Linked DNA regions of Homo sapiens: region 2 is linked to region 1. Evidence: read pairs that join two places in POLR2A ChIA-PET (ENCODE). Cell type or tissue: CD4-positive, alpha-beta T cell. All regions are shown on one strand. Each heading gives the region's core, and the rest is flanking DNA. Links, peaks and the distances in the headings are about the cores only. Region 1 has its middle 25 kb from the start of KEAP1. Region 2 overlaps ICAM5 (intercellular adhesion molecule 5).

What was found. ChIA-PET counts read pairs that join two places held together with the same protein. Peaks named below come from ENCODE experiments on the same cell type or tissue, not always from the same donor. Only the 100,000 strongest peaks of a DNase experiment are listed, where the experiment ranks them.
Region 2: POLR2A ChIA-PET joins it to region 1 with 10 read pairs; 3 of 35 experiments call an interaction of 5 or more read pairs at or near these places.

The regions. Positions count from the first base shown.
Region 1 is chr19:10,474,602-10,482,921 of GRCh38, reverse strand. No RefSeq gene overlaps it. Among named protein-coding and RNA genes, the nearest start is that of KEAP1, 25 kb to the left of the region's middle. RefSeq lists an enhancer at 3,610-3,679. In CD4-positive, alpha-beta T cell, for the core only: CTCF peaks have their summits at 3,697 and 3,901 (motif pointing right); DNase peaks (open chromatin) are centred at 3,791 and 7,738; H3K4me3 peaks cover 966 bases.
Region 2 is chr19:10,291,969-10,300,288 of GRCh38, reverse strand. ICAM5 (intercellular adhesion molecule 5) reads right to left here. Exons shown (of 11, transcript NM_003259.4): 4 at 7,967-8,254; 5 at 7,423-7,677; 6 at 7,043-7,291; 7 at 6,346-6,591; 8 at 5,971-6,249; 9 at 5,649-5,888; 10 at 4,677-4,943; 11 at 3,511-3,950. The coding sequence ends at 3,673. Among named protein-coding and RNA genes, the nearest start is that of ICAM5, 6.2 kb to the right of the region's middle. RefSeq lists enhancers at 406-655, 7,490-8,320, silencers at 562-726, 7,763-7,862 and a cis regulatory region at 15-847. In CD4-positive, alpha-beta T cell, for the core only: no CTCF peak of the experiment used is centred there; DNase peaks (open chromatin) are centred at 4,648, 5,798, 7,378 and 7,838; H3K4me3 peaks cover 1,818 bases; H3K27me3 peaks cover 3,855 bases.

The DNA.
Region 1 (8,320 bases), core at 27-8,026:
CCTCAGCCTCCCAAAGTGCTGAGATTACAGGCGTGAGCCACCGCGCCCGGCCTGTGGTGCCACCTTTTATTTATTTATATTTATTTTATTTATTTTATTTTTTTTGAGACGGAGTCTGGCTCTGTCACCCAGTTTGGGGTGCAGTGGCGCAATCTCGGCTCACTGCAAACTCCGCCTCCCGGGTTCACGCCATTCTCCTGCCTCAGCCTCCCGAGTAGCTGGGACTACAGGCGCCTGCCACTACGCCGGGCTAATTTTTTGTATTTTTAGTAGAGTTGGGGTTTCACCGTGTTAGCCAAGATGGTCTTGATCTCCTGACCTCGTGATCCGCCCGCCTCGGCCTCTCAAAGCGCTGGGATTACAGGCGTGAGCCACCGCGCCCGGCCGGTGCCACCTTTTAAAGCAGGAACACTCTTTTTAGACTACATGTCCCAGGATCCTCCGGGATTAAGCAATTATCTTGATAAGGGTGGTAAGAAAAGGAAACCGAATCTCCTAGTGCCAACTTCAGTTGCCTCAGCCTTCATTTACGCTCAGCTTCAGGGGCCTGAAAGACTAATAATTACATTACCCAAGAAGTTGGTTTATTTTTCCCTCAAGTCTCAACTATCCTACATGGGGTCTCTTTTATTTCTACCCTACATCCGTCTACTCCTCACATGTCATCCTACCTGGCCGTCTCTCAGTTTATTTTTTTATTTTTATTTATTTTTTCGAGACAGAGTGACTCTGTTGTCCAGGCTGGAGGGCTATGGCCAGATCAAGGCTCACTACTACAGGCATGACCTCCCAGTTTTAAGTGATCCTCCCACCTCAGTCTTTCAAGTAGCTGGGACCACAGGTGTACGCCACCAAGCAGGCTATGTTGCCCAGGCTGGTCTTGAACTCCTGACCTCAAGAGTTTCTCCTGCCTCAGCCTCCCAAAGGGCTGGGATTATAGGCATAAGCCAAAGCACCTGTCCCCCTTCACTCAGTTATTTTATTTTTTATTTTTTTTGAGATGGAGTCTCGCTCTTTCTCCCAGGCCGGATTGCAGTGCCGCTATCTCGGCTCACTGCAAGCTCCGCCTCCCAGGTTCATGCCAGTCTCCTGCCTCAGCCTCCCGAGTAGCTGGGACTACAGGTGCCCGCCACCGCGCCCGGCTAATTTTTTGTATTTTTAGTAGAGACGGGGTTTCACCGTGTTAGCCAGGATGGTCTCGATCTCCTGACCTCATGATCCGCCCTCCTCGGCCTCCCAAAGTGCTGGGATTACAGGCGTGAGCCACGGCACCTGGCCTTTCACTCGATTAATCTTTATGAATATTTTAAGTTTCCCTTTCTTTTTTTTGAGACGGAGTCTCGCTCTGTCGCCCAGGCTGGAGTGCAGTGGCGCGATCTCAGCTCACTGCAAGCTCCGCCTCCCAGGTTCACGCCATTCTGCTTCAGCCTCCCGAGTAGCTGGGACTACAGGCATCAGCCACCTCGCTCAGCTAATTTTTTGTATTTTTTTTTTAGTAGAGACGGGGTTTCACCATGTTGGCCAGGATGGTTTCGATCTCCTGACCTCCTGATCTGCCCTCCTTGGCCTCCCAAAGTGCTGGGATTACAGGCATGAGCCACCCCCCAGCCTCTTTTTTTTTTTTTTTTTTTTTTTTTTTTTTTTGAGACAGAGTTTCGCTCTTGTTACCCAGGCTGGAGTGCAATGGTGTGATCTTGGCTCACTGCAACCTCTGCCTCCCCGGTTCAAGCAATTCTCCTGCCTCAGCCTCCCGAGTAGCTGGGATTACAGGCATGCACCACCACGCCTGGCTAATTTTGTATTTTTAGTAGTGACGGGGTTTCTCCATGTTGGTCAGGTTGGTCTCGAACTTCTGACCTCAGGTGATCTGCCCACCTCGGCCTCCCAAAGTGCTGGGATTACAGGCGTGAACCACCGTGCCTGGCCCTTAAGTTTCCTTTTTTTTTTTTTTTTTTTTTTTTGAGACGGAGTCTCGCTCTGTCGCCCAGGCTGGAGTGCAGTGGCGCGATCTCGGCTCACTGCAAGCTCCGCCTCCCGGGTTCACGCCATTCTCCTGCCTCAGCCTCCCAAGTAGCTGGGACTACAGGCGCCCGCCACTACGCCCGGCTAATTTTTTGTATTTTTAGTAGAGACGGGGTTTCACCATTTTAGCCGGGATGGTCTCGATCTCCTGACCTCGTGATCCGCCCGCCTCAGCCTCCCAAAGTGCTGGGATTACAGGTGTGAGTGAGCCACCGCACCTGACATTTTTTTTAAAATGTAAATCTGTGTGGAAGTGTCTCAAAAATTAATATTGCCTCAGTGAATGAAATAATCAGAGACTTGTTTTGTCTGCCTTAACTGAGTATATATAAAAGTTGTTTTAAAATTTTGTATTTGACCGGGCGCGGTGGCTCACACCTGTAATCCCAGCACTTTGGTAGGCCGAGGTGGGCGGATCACGAGGTCAGGAGATCGAGACCATCCTGGCTAACACGGTGAAACCCCGTCTCTACTAAAAATACAAAAAATTAGCCGGGCGTGGTGGCAGGCACCCATAGTCCCAGCTACTCGGGAGGCTGAGGCAGGAGAATGGCGTGAACCCGGGAGGCAAGAAAAAAAAATTGTTGTTGACTGGCAAATTCTTTTTATTTATTTATTCTTTTTGAGATGGAGTCTCACTCTGTTGCCCAGGCTGGAATGCAGTGGTGTGATCTCGGCTCACTGCAACCTCCACCTGCTGGGTTCAAGCGATTCTCCTACCTCAGCCTCCTGAGTATCTGGGATTACAGGCCCATACCGCCACTCCCGGCTAATTTTTGTATTTTTTAGTAGAGGCGGGTTTTCACCATGTTGGCCAGGCTGGTCTCGAACTCCTGATCTTATATGATAACCTCGGCCTCCCAAAGTTCTGGGATTATGGGCGTGAGCCACTGCGCCCGGCCCTAAATGATTTCTCATGTGGCATAGTGAGTTCCTTCATCAGCTAGTTTCGGTTTCTTCCCATCTTCATGGGGTGAGCTGAGTCTTTTGCCTTCCCGTCTGCTCAATTGGGGGCAAGGGAGCACAGGGGGGTCTTTGGGCCTTCTATCTATGGGTGCCACAGAAGCGTTTGCAGGGGTCGGCCTTAAACTGGAAAGGAGGAAGGGACTGATCTCAGAAAAAGGGGGGATGACAGATGCCTTCTGAGTGTGGGGAGGACAACGATAGGAAACACTCTGGAAACGGGGAACAGCACCAGGCCCCTTCTCGGGAAGAAGAAACAACGCTGGGGAGCCTTGAGGAAGGGGGGACGGCTCTGGCTCTGGGGTCTCCTCAGGAGGGGATAATGGCATGGGGGTCCCCGCCAGAAAGAGGGGATGATGTCCGGGTTTCCCGCGGGAAGAAAGGACAATGCGGTGCTGGCCATCAGGACAGGGTAGTGACAGCAGGGTCCCCTCAAGAAGGGCGGATGACGCCAGGATCCCCCTCAGGAAGTGAGGACGACTCTGGGGTCACTCAGAAAAAAAGGGATGACGCCAAGTGTCCCCTTCTGGAACGGGCGACTGGTGTCAGGATATTCTCAGGAAAAGAAGGACGACGCTGGGGTCTGCCGAAGAGACTAGGAACGACGCTGGGGCCACTCTCAAGACGTTGTGAGGCCTGGATCCCCTCAACCGCTTCGGGGTCCGGGGCTCCCGCTATCGCTCTAGCGCCTTTGGCTCCGCACGCCTCACTTCGCTCAGCTCTCGGCTTCCACCAGCGAGGCGACCGCGCCTCTCATTGGCTGCCTTTTCAAGTGATGACAATTACACCAGCCAATCGTAGTCGGGAAAAAAACTCCCGCTCGTTCTCGCCTCGCCTCCCCCCTCGTTCTGCGAGTGCGCTGGGTCCCTATTCTGCTGTAGCCCGCCCCCCCGCCCCTTAGCCCTACTCTAGGGGGCGCTCACGGGCTCCGACTCCCAGCCCTACCTCCTTCCCTGCCTATGCCTGTGACCCTTTTTATAATAATAGTACTTACTTAATAGGGCTGTTGTGAGCATTTACCTCGATGATTTACGTAAAACAAACAGTGCTTGTCACATAACAACCTCTCGGTAAACCTAAGCTATTGTTATTTGGATTTTACAATGGGGGAAACTGAGGCATGGTTTCCCCCCTTGGCCAGTAACCTGCCCAGACTAACCCAGCCATTAACTTGGCTGAGTTGGAGCCAAAATCCAGGAAAGCTGAATCTAGAATCTGTGTGCTTATCCACCACGTTTTTGTGCCTCCCAGATAATAAATACCAGATGTTTTTCATTTCCCCTGATTATAAAATAACTTTCTGATTATAAAAGTAATATAGACTGGGTGCAGTGACTCACGCCTGTAATCCCAACACTGAGGCAGGAGGATCGCTTGAGCCCAGGAGTTTGAGACCAGCTTGGGCGACATAGTGAGAACCCATCTTTACAAAAAGTTTTTTTAAGTAGCTGGGGGCAGGGGCAGGTGCCTGTCAGCTATTTGGGAGGCTGAGGCAGGAGGATTGCTTGAGCCTGAGAGGTCGAGACTGCAGTCAGCTGTGATTGCACCACTACACTCCAGTCTGGGTGACAAATGAGACCCTGTCCCAATCAATCGATCATCAATGAATGTAATATATGCTCATTGCAAAATGTTCAGAAAATGTCAAAGACTACACAAGACACAGATCTTTCTTTTTTAAAAAATTATTTTAGTATTTATTGATCATTCTTGGGTGTTTCTCGGAGAGGGGGATTTGGCAGGGTCATAGGACAATAGTGGAGAGAAGGTTAGCAGATAAACATATGAACAAAGGTCTCTGGTTTTCCTAGGCAGAGGACCCTGCGGCCTTCCGCAGTGTTTGAAGACACAGATCTTTCTTAATCCCACCACTGGAGACACTGTGAATATCTGGATGGGTAACTGCCTTTTCTCTGCATGTTACTTTTCAGTAGGATCATATAATACAGAATATTTTGAAACCTGCTGTTCTGACTGTGAATATCTCTGGCCATTTCAATAAACATAGATCCACCTGATTTTTTTTTTTTTTTTTTTTTTTTGGAGACGGAGTCTTGCTCTGTTGCCCAGGCTGGAGTGCAGTGGCACAATCTCGGCTCACTGCAACCTCGGCCTCCTGGGTTCAAGCAGTTCTCCTGCTTCAGCCTCCCGGGTAGCTGGGACTATAGGCGCATACTGCCACGCCCGTCTAATTTTTTGTATTTTAGTAGAGACAGGGTTTCACTGTGTTGCCCAGGCTGGTCTCGAACTCCTGAGCTCAGGCAATCCACGAGCCTCGGTCTCCAAAAGTGCTAGGATTACAGGCGTAAGTCACTGCGCCCAGCCCACTTGATCATTTTTAATGGTTGCATATTATTCCATCATATAGGTGAAAAGTAATTTAATAACTCCTTAATAGTGGTCACCTGGATTATTAATAATTCTTCACTATTCTGACCAAGGAGAATAGAGACATTTTTTACTTTAGATATTTGAGCATTTGCATCTTTGCATCTTTTTTTTTTTTTTTTTTTTAGACAGTCTCACTCTGTCACCCAGGCTGGAGGGCAACGGCACGATCTCGGCTCACTGCACCCTCCACCTCATGGGTTCAAGCGATTCTCCCACCTCAGCCTCTGGAGTAGCTGGGATTACAGGCACCCACCATCATGCCTGGCTAATTTTGTTATTTTTGTGGAGATGAGGTTGGTTTCACCATGTTGGCCAGGCTGGTCTTGAACTCCTGACCTCAGGTGATCCTCCCACCTTGGCCTCCCAAAGTACTGGGATTACACGCATGAGCCACCGTGCCTGGCCAAGCAGTTGCATCTTTAAAAAAATATTTTTTGGCCAGGCACGGTGGCTCATGCCTGTAATTCCAGCACTTTGGGAGGTCGAGGCGGGTGGATCATGAGGTCAGCAGCTCGAGACCAGCCTGGCCAAGATGGTGAAACCCTGTTTCTACTAAAAATACAAAAATTAGTCGGGCGTCATGGCGCATCCCTGTAGTCCCAGCTACCTGGGAGGCTGAGGCAGGGGAATTGCTTGAACCCGGAAGGCAGAGGTTGCGGTGAGCTGAGATCGTGCCATTGCACTCCAGCCTGGGCGACAAGAGCGAAACTCCGTCTAAAAAAAAAAAAAAATTTTTGGCCGGGCACTGTGGCTAACGCCTGTAATCCCAGCACTTTAGGAGGCCAAGGCGGGCGGATCACCTGGGGTCAGGAGTTCAAGACCAGCCAGGACAACATGGTGAAACCCCATCTCTACTAAAAATAAAAAAATTAGCCGGGCGTGGTGGTGGGTGCCTGCAGTCCCAGCTACTTGGGAGGCTGAGGCAGGAGAATCGCTTGAACCCGGGAGGCCGAGGTTGCAGTGAGCCAAGATCACACCATTGCACTCCAGCCTGGGCAACAAGAGTGAAACATTGTCTCAAAAAAAAAATTTTTTTTAGAAACATGTCTCAGGTCTAGGTGCGATGGTTGACACCTGTAATCCCAGCACTTTGGGGGGGCGAGGCAGGAGGATCGCTTGAGTCCAGGAGTTTGAGAACAGCCTGGGCAACATGGCGAGACTCCATCTCTACAAAAGAGCAAAAAAAAAAAAAAAAAAAAATTTAGCCTGGCATGGTGGCAGATGCTTCTAATACCAGCTACTTGGGAGGCTGAGTTGGGAGGATCACCTGAGCCTAAGGAGGTTGAGTCTGCAATTAGCCACTGCAGCCTGGAGCCTGGATAACAGAGTGAGATCTTGTCTCGAAAGAAAGAAAAGAAAGAAGGAAGGAAGGAAGGAAGGAAAGAAGGAAGGAAGGAAGGAGAGAAAGAAAGAAAGAAAGAAAAAGAAAGAAAGAAAGAAAGAAAGAAAGAAAGAAAGAAAGAAAGAAAGAAAGAAAGACAGACAGACATGTCTCACTATGTCACCCAGGCTGGTTTTGAATTCCTAGGCTTAAATGATCCTCCCACCTCAGCCTCCAAAAGTGCTGAGATTCCAGGCAAGAGCCACTGCGCCCAGCTGGTTATGTTTTTGATAAATATTGTCAGACCATTCCTGGAAAGCTGTATGTTCTAGCTTGCACGAACAGAAATGAGCTGTGAAAATGCTTTGCAAAAGAAAATAAAAAATAAATGTCTTATTTTGATTTGCATTGACTTTTTTTTGTTGTTGTTTGAGATGGAATTTCACTCTTGTTGCCCAGGCTGGAGTGCAGTGGCATGATCTCAGCTCACTGCAACCTCCACCTTCCAGGTTCAAGGGACTATCCTGCCTCAGCCTCCCGAGTAGCTGGGATTACAGGTGCCCGCCACCACGTCCAAAGTGCTGGGATTACAGGCGTGAGCCACCACACCTGGCCGGCACTGACACGTTTTTATGCTGTTAGAGAGGGAGAAATACTACCTACATCTCAAGATTTCGTGCACCTGAAATAACATAAAAGTATGGGGACAGCTATCACTGTTGAACAGGCACTGGGTGAAGCGAGGTCCTCGTCTTATTTCCTCGAATTTTCTCCATATTGTGCGATCTCATCCCAGCCCTCAGTTTCTTCAATTGCAAAATGGAACCAATGCTAGTCCATATCTCAAGAACAGCTGGAGAGTCAATGAGATAATCTTAAAAAGTTTAGCACAGGATAGAGCCCTCTAAAGTCTGGGAGAGGCGGAGCCATTTGCTCAAGACCAGTACCAGGAAGCCTGCAAGCCTTGATGTCAATTTCAGATAATGAACCGACTCCACTCCTTCCCCAGGTTCCCCTGGCCTCCTTCAGATTACGTGGCCTCCCTGCTGTGCCCCACTGCCCTTGTTCACCTTTGCTGGAAAAAAGGTGAATTCCCCACCCTGGAGAGCCAGCTGATGGTCATGTGTCATTGCCATTTTTTTTTTTTTTTTTTTTTTTGAGACAGAGTTTCACTCTTGTTGCCCAGGCTTGAGTGCAATGGCACAATCTCCACTCACTGCAACCTCTGCCTCCCGGGTTCAAGCGATTCTCCTGCCTCAGCTTCCTGAGTAGCTGGGACTACAGGTGTGTGCCACCATGCCTGGATAAGTTTTGGGGTTTTAGAGAGACGGGGTTTCTCCATGTTGGCCAGGTTGGTCTCGAACTCCTGACCTCAGGTGATCCACCGGCCTCGGCCTTCCAAAGTGCTGGGATTACAGGCGTGGGCCACCGCACCCGGCCATCACTGCCATTTTTGACCCATATTTTCAGTCTGTCCCAATACAGGAGGTGTTCCGAACATCACATCTGCCCTTTTTTTAAAAAAATTTTTTTTTTTTGAGACGGAGTCTTGCTGTCGCCCAGGCTGGAGTGCAGTGGCATGATCTCGGCTCACTGCAGGCTCCACCCCCCGGGGTTCACGCC
Region 2 (8,320 bases), core at 8-8,007, 180 kb after region 1:
GGTGCTGTTAGTGGCAGGGACTGCACCTGGCTGGTGCCTTTTTGGGTGTTATACCTGGCCCCTGGCTCCAGCACCGAGCACTGGCCTGCCCTCTTGTGCCATTTCCCCGTCTCATCTTTGCTCATTACATGTTTGCATGGGACTGGCTTCCTTCTCTAGGGCTCCGTGTTCCTGCTTTTGAGGGAGGAGGGGCAGAGGAGGAGGCTGTGGGGAGGAGGCCCAGCTGCTGTGCCTTATGCTGTTGGGGATGAGGGGGGAAGGTGCCGTGTAGTGGGGGTTGCAGCGGATACCCTGTGTGTGTCTGTTCTGAATCATGATGGGCTGAGTGGAAAGGCAGGGTGGGGGTAAACTGAAGCACTGTGGGTGGACACAGGACAAAGGAGGCATTGAGGGCGGGGCAGGGGTGCCCCCTTTAACAGGGAGGACATGCTAAGGGCTGACACCCATAGCATCAGCCAGTGCCTGCCCAGGAAGGTCTCACCGAAGTCTCAGGGCAGGGGCACAACGGAGAGGGCCTCCACCCACCCTGGCAAGGCGGCCTCAGCTCTGCCGGTAACCAGGCCTGGGGGAAGCACCTAGCCCCCACCTCCAAGAGTGACCCGGATCAGAGGGCAGTGCTGGGTGGAAGAGATAAGTAGGAGGAAGGAGTGAGGCCCCCACCCCTGCCCAAGGGTGTGAAGAGAGCAGAAAACAGGCACTGAGAGAGGACGAGCTCTAGGTCACACTGAGAAAAGACAGCCAGCCGGGCCAGGCACAGTGGCTCAGGCTTGTAATTCCAGCACGTTGGGAGACCGAGGCAGGTGAATCACGAGGTCAGTAGTTCCAGACTAGCCTGACCAACATGGTGAAACCCTGTCTCTACTAAAAATACAAAAATTAGCCGGGCGTAGTGGTGGCGCGCGCCTGTAATCCCAGCTACTCAGGAGGCTGAGGCAGGAAAATCGCTTGAACGTGGGAGGCAGAGCTTGCAGTGAGCTGAGATTACACCACTGCACTCCAGCCTGGGCGACAGAGAGACTCCGTCTCAAAAAAAAAAAAAAAAGAAAAAGAAAAAGACAGCTTAGATTGTGCCTGATGCATAGTAGGTGTTCAAAAAAAGTTTTTGGATTTTTTCGTTGTTTGTTTTTAGAGACAGGGTCTGGTTCTGTCACCTGGGCTGGAGCACAATGACGATATCATAGCTGGAAGTGGCTTTGACCTCCTAGGCTCAAAGGATCCTCCTGCCTCAGCCTCCCAAGTAGCTGGGACTACAGGCATGCACCACCATGTCTGGCTAATTTTTGAAAAATACACCAGGCATGGTGGCTTACAGCTGTAATCCCAGCACTTTGGGAGACCGAGGCAGGTGGATCACCTTAGGTCAGGAGTTCGAGACCAGCCTGGCCAACATGGTGAAACCCTGTCTCTACTAAAAATACAAAAATTAGCTGGGTGTGGTGGTGCATGCCTATAGTCCCAGCTATTTGGGAAGCCAAGGCAGGGGAATTGCTTGAACCCAGGAGGCAGAGGTTGCAGTGAGCCAAGATCACACCACAGCACTCCAGCCTGGGTGACAGAGCAAGACTCCATCTCAAAAAAAAAATTTTTTTTTTGAGGCCGGGCGCGGTGGCTCACGCCTGTAATCCCAGCACTTTGGGAGGCTGAGGCGGGTGGATCTCGAGGTCAGGAATAGAGACCATCCTGGCGAACACGGTGAAATCCCATCTCTACTAAAAATACAAAAAAAAATTAGCTGGGTGTGGTGGCAGGCGCCTGTAATCCCAGCTACTTGGGAGGCTGAGGCAGGAGAATGGCATGAACCCGGGAGACGGAGCTTGCAGTGAGCAGAGATAGTGCCACTGCTGTCCAGCCTGGGCGACAGAGCGAGACTCCATCTCAAAAAAAAAAATTTTTTTTTGAAACATGTTTTTTTGTAGGGTCTCGCTATGTTGCCCAGGCTGGTCTGAAACTCGTGGGCACAAGGGATCCTCCCACCTGGGCCTCCCAAAAGTCCTGGGATTACAGGCTTGAGCCACCATGCCCAGCCCCCTCAAAAAACACTTTTTTTTTTTTTTTTTTTTTTTTGAGACAGAGTCTAGTTCTGTTGCCCAGGCTGGAGTGCAATGGCAAGATCTCTACCTCCCGGGTTCTAGCAATTCTCCTGCCTCAGCCTCACGAGTAGCTGGGATTACAGGGCGTGTGCCACTACAGCCCAGCTAAATTTTTGTATTTTTTTGTTTTTGTTTTTGGTTTTTTTTTGAGACAGAGTCTCGCTCTATTGCCCAGGCTGGAGTGCAGTGGTGCGATCTTGGCTCACTGCAACCTCTGCCTCCGGGGTTAAAGCGATTCTCCTGCCTCAGCCTCTTGAGTAGCTGGGACTACAGGCATGTGCCACCACGCCCGGCTAATTTTTGTGTTTTTAGTAGTGACGGGGTTTCACCATGTTAGCCAGGACAGTCTTGATCTTCTAACCCCATGATCCGCCCGCCTCAGCCTCGCAAAGTGCTGGGATTACAGACGTGAGCCACTTCACCCGGCCTTAATTTTTTTGTATTTTTGGTAGAGAAGGTGTTTCACCACGTTGGCCAGGGTGGTCTCGAACTCCTGACCTCAAGTGACCCCCCCCCCCCGCCTTAGTTTCCCAAAGTTCTGGGATTCAAGCGAGAGTACTGTGCTCGGCCCTGGCTAATTTTTTTTTTTTTTTTTGAGACGGAGTCTTGCTGTCTGCCAGGGTGGAGTGCAGTGGCGCGATCTCGGCTCACTGCAAGCTCTGCTCCCCGGGTTCATGCCATTCTCCTGCCTCAGCCTCCTGAGTAGCTGGGACTACAGGCGCCCGCCACCACGCTCGGCTAATTTTTTTTTTTTTTTTTTTTTTGTATTTTTAGTAGAGACGGGGTTTCACCGTGTTAGCGAGGATGGTCTCGATCTCCCGACCTCGTGATCCGCCCGCCTCGGCCTCCCAAAGTGCTGGGATTACAGGCGTGAGCCACCACGCCTGGTTTTTTTTTTAAGACGGAATCTCGCTCTGTCGCCAGGCTGGAGTTCAGTGGCACGATCTCGGCTCACTGCAACCTCTGCCTCCGGGGTTAAAGCGATTCTCCTGCCTCAGCCTCCCGAATAGCTGGGACTACAGGCGCGCACCACCATGCCCAGCTAATTTTTGTATTTTTAGTAGAGACAGGGTTTCACCATATTGGCCAGGATGGTCTCGATCTCATGACCTCGACCTCGTGATCTGGCCGCCTCGGCCTTCCAAAGTCCTGGGATTACACGCATGAGCCACCGCGACCGGCCTTGGCTAATTTTTGAAAAATATTTTTTGTAGGGTCTCCCTATGTTGCCCAGGCTGGTCTGAAACTCTTGGGTGCAAGGGATCCTCCCACCTGGGCCTCCCACAAGTCCTGGGATTACAGGCCTAAGCCACCACCCCAGGCCCTCTCAAAAATCGCTTTTTGAATGAATAACTCGGGAGGTCACGACTGGAACCCTGGGCTTGTTCCACCTTGCAGAAACAGAAGCGGAGACAGGGAGTTCCTTTATAAAAACTTTATTGAGGGGATGGGTAGAAAATGGGGGTGACGCCCTTGGAGTTGAATACATAAATAAATGAATAAGTAAATAAATAAAGCAATAAATAAGCCCCCGTGTGAGTCTGGGGGGCGTCCCCCGGCCCGCGGGGAGAGGGGAGCGGGCTCACGCCGATGTCAGCTGTATGGCGAAGACCTCGCCCTCCGCCGGCGACTCGGCCGCGCCCCCCGCCGCCTCGGGTCCGCCCTCCGCGCCTGCCGCCCCGCCAGCGCCGCCGCCCGCTCCGTTCAGACACACGGCCTCGCCTGAGCTCTCGGCCTCCTGCACGTTGTACTCGCCCTTCTTGCAGGCGGTGGACTGCACGTAGAAGGCCAGGCCGGCCCCCGCGGCCAGCAGCGCCGCGCCCCCCGCCGCGCCGCCCACGGCGACCCATAGCCACGGACCTGCGGGGTGGAGACCCTCGCGGAGGGTGGCCAAGCTCCGGGGGGCTTCTCCCACCGCCCCCCGCACTCCCACAGGCACGAAGTCAGTCCTCATGCCCCGGGGAGCTCACTGTCTGGCCTTGGGAGAAGGGAGACAACCCATGCAATAAGGCCACTCCCAGTGCCAGGGCGACCCGAGTCCCGATTTATATCGCACTTCAGCCCATGGGGATATAAACCCGTGACCACACTTAGCCCCCTGGCGACAAGTCAACTCTCCCCATCCCCCAAAAAATGAGGACCGGCAGGACCAGGTCAGGTTCCCCCGACCCCAGAGAGAACCCAGCCCCAGGAGCTTCAGGAAGTGAGAGAAGGCGATCTTGACCCCTCTCTCCCTCCAACATCCAATGACTTTGGTCCCTCCCCAATCTTCCCCACAGTGGATTGTGAATTGGGTCAAGTTTCCACCACGCAGAATCCAGCCCAAGTTTTAAAGTCCTTTCCTGCAGCAGTGACAGCCCCGGAGGGTCCCTCCCCTTGAATTCAGTCCCCCTGCCACCTCCATCTCCCACCCCTCAAAGTGCGATCAACAGCCCCACCCGCTAAGGCACCTTTGACTTCTACTCTGTCCCACTTCCGTCTAGTCTACCGGGACCGAGAGGGAGGCAGGCGGGGCCGGCCGCCCCAAGACCCAGGTCACGCCCCCTCTCAGATACCTCGCCCCGCCTCTCCCCAGCTGCCACTTACCGGCCACGCGCACCGTGATGCGCCGCGCGTGGCGCCCGTGCGCGTTGGTGGCTGCGCACTCGTACTCGCCGCCGTGGCTTCCCATGGCGCCTGCCACGCTCAGTGTGCTGTTGTTGCTCGACAGGCCGATGTTGAGGGCCCCCGGGGGCGCGCGCCAGCTGATCTGGGCTGGAGGCCAGGCCTCCGCGCGGCAGGTCAACGTGAAGTTTCCTCCTGGGCGCACGCCTCCAGGGGGCGAGGCAGCAAGTTCGGCCACCACTGGCCGGTCTGAAGGGCACAGAAGGTGAAGTGGGGCTTAGCGCCGGCCCAGCCACTGATCAAATGCCCTGCTCCGGCCCACAACGATCGATGGGAGACCACCGCGCCTCTGATGGGCAGAAGAGGATCCTGCCTCCTATCAGAGCCTCCTTCCCCGACAATCAGGCTGCTGTTGCGGCTAAAATTCCTCGCCCTTCTTCACCGAATGGAAGGAGGTGAAGCCCAGGTCAGTGTTCTAATCCAGGATTTGAGGAGGGCCGTGCTCCTATTCCCTATAATTTTCTTTTTCTGTTTTTCTAAGAAAGAGTCTCACTCTGTTGCCCAGGCTGGAGTGCAGTGGCGGGATCTCGGCTCCCTGCAACCTCTGCCTCCCAGGCTCAAGCGATTCTCCTGCCTCAGCCTCCCAAGTAGCTGGGACCACAGGCGCCCACCACCACGACCGGCTAATTTTTGTAGAGACGGGTTTTCGCCATGTTGGCCGGGCTGGTCTCGAACTCCTGGCCTCAAGTGATTCATCCGCCTCAACCTTCCAAAGTGTTGGGATTACAGACCTGAGCCACTGCGCCTGGCTAGAATTTTCATTACCCCCTGGTTTAGGCTGGAATTCCCTGTCCCCGAGAATGGGATTGGGAGAGGTGCCCTTGAATGCTCCCACCGCTGCGAGTCATTCTTCCGAGGACCGTGTCCCCTCCATCCGGTGCTGCCCCCACTCACATTCCACGCCCACAGTGACGGTCCGGGAGTCCGTGCCATGCGCATTGGTGGCCACACAGTGGTAAGTGCCCGCGTCCTCTCGGGACACGCGCTGCTGCTCAGGCCATGGGATGCCTTCCCGAGAGCAGCGCACTCCTGGGGAAGGGCGACCCCGGGCGGCGCAGGCCAGCGCGGAAGCCTCAGCCCCTTCCAGCCACGTCTGGTGACTTGGGCAGGTAGATTCATCCATCTCCGGTGGCGCTGCAAAGCAGCCATGGGGGATGTCAGGGAGTGCCTGGACCGTGGGGCACCCCTGCTCCCTACCCGCCTGGGCCTCGCTCACACTCCGCGCTCACGACGACTGTTTTGGCCACGGAGCCGTGGCGGTTGGTGGCGTTGCAGACGTAGATACCGGGTGCCAGGACTCTAGGGATTCTGGGAGCTCTGGGACTAGGGTCTGGGGGTGCCAGCGGCAGCAGCACCCCCTCAGTGGCGCCCCCGGAGCCCACGCACTTCACGCTTGGCTGTGGCTTCCCATCGACCTCACAGGAAAACAGGCGCCCAGATCCTTCCACCCATGTCCAATTGCTGGGGCAGCTCGGCTCCTCAAACCTGGGGCCATCTGGGAAACAGGATTGCAGGGGCTCACACGGGGGCCAGGAAGTCCAGCCGGGGTTGTCCCACAGATCCTGCCTAACTCCGCGGTGCCCCTACTCACATTCCACCGTGACGGCCACATTTTTGGCCGCAGAGCCCCGAGGGTTGGTGGCTTCGCAGCGGTAAGTGCCCGCATGCTCCCGGGCCACACGCAACAGCCCCTCGATGACGGCCCCGAGTTCTCCAGAGCGCACGCAGATCACATCAGGCGGCGGTACCCCGTGCGCCACACAGCTCAGCGAGGCTTCTGTTCCCTCCAGCCAAGTAATGCGTTCTGGGCAGCCCACGCTGTCCAGCGCTGGTGCGTCTGGAGGAGGGAGTGTATTGTTGGCTTTGGGGTTTGGGGGCAAATCTGACGTCCCTAGACCCTCCTTGGCGCGGCAAGGCTTCCACGAAGTGTTGTCCCTGCATAACCCTTGGACGCCGATCCAAGGAGGTGTCACGCTAGTCGAGGCATGCACTCTGTCTGGGAGCTTCCTGAGCCACCAGTGGCGCCTTTTTCGTCTAAAAACTTAAACACTCTGGACTGCCCGCCTTTCCACGACTCCGCCCAAATACCACGCCCTAGGCTAGGGGCACGCCCACCCGGTCCCTTCCATCCTCCAAGATCTTTCTCCAACCCCACTAACCAGCCTCTTCCCTTTCCCAAAACCTCACCCAAAGGGACACCTCATACCCTACTCCTACTCTTCCCTGGAGGCTGGCCACCCTCCAGACCTTGAACCAGATAGAAATGCACCCTGCGCACCCCCACTCACACTCCACCGTTAGCGTTACGTCCTTGACCGCCTCGCCTTGATCATTGGCCGCCTTGCAGCGGTAAGTGCCTGAGAGCGCCCGAGTGACTGGACCCAGCAGGCCCAGAGCCAGCACGGCCCCGCCGTCGGAGCGCGCACAGTGCACTGAGGGTTCTGGGTTCCCGCGGGCCTCGCAGCGCAGCGTCTGCTCTGGGCCCTCGGGCCACGTCCAACTCCTGGGGCAGTCCGAATCGTCTAGCCGGGGAGCGTCTGCGGGCAGGGCGTGGGGTTACAGAGGCTTAGACGTAAGAAATGGCTCCGCCTCCACGACACGGTGAGGGAGCAGGCGGGTCCTTGGAAGTCACCAGAAGGTGGGGGGCGAGGGGTTATCACCAACTCACATAGGACACGAAGCTCTGCGCTCCTGTTCTTGATCAGGGTCTCCCCGTCCACATCGAGGGTGGCGTCGCAGAAGAAGCTGCGTCTGTCGTCGTTCTCGGTGGCATTTAGCTGAAGCTGGGCGGGCTGCCCCGGGACCGCGGCTGGAACTCCCTCCAGTGTGACCAGAGCTTGGGCCCCAGCTGCGCAGGTTACTGTCACCATCTGCCCCTCGGAGACGCTGGGTTCGCTCAGGGTCAGGAGTGGTGCCGGGAAGCCTGGGGGCGGAGCATTTGGTCGTAGTATACTGACCATACCCCTCCCTCCGGTCAAGGCCCGCCCCTTATCTGCCCGAATCCTCGGGGTGCTGAGAACGAACTAGGGTACGGCGCCCCGCCTCTCAGGCTGTACAGGCTCCTCCTCCCCAGCGATTACGTCTCCGCCCCCACCTGCCCCGCCCCTCGGGCCACGCCTGTTCCGGTACTGAGGTCCCGCCCACTCTTCGCCCCGCCTTCGCATTCCTCTGGTCCCACCTCGGAGCCGCGGAGACCCCGCCTCCTTCCTTACTGTAGATGGTCACGTTCTCCCGGGTCTCCCGGTTTTCGCCCCCCAGGGTGACGTTGCAGACCAGCTGCCTGGCACCCTCCTGCTCTGCGCTAGCTGTGGCTGTGGCAGTGGCCACGAATGCGTCCCCTTCGAGGGTGACATCAGGACTCAGATTCTGGTCCCCCAGTGCGAGGTAGACCCTGGCCTCTGAGGCTGGAAACAGTCCGTCCAGAGTGCAGCTCACGGGCCTTTCCGAGCCAACTTCCAAGAGCCGGGGAGCAGCGAGGCGCGGGGCATCCGGAGACAGGGCTAGGGGTCGAAGAACCAAGTTTGAACTAACTCCGAGCGCTCAATATGTCCTAAGCACTTGACATG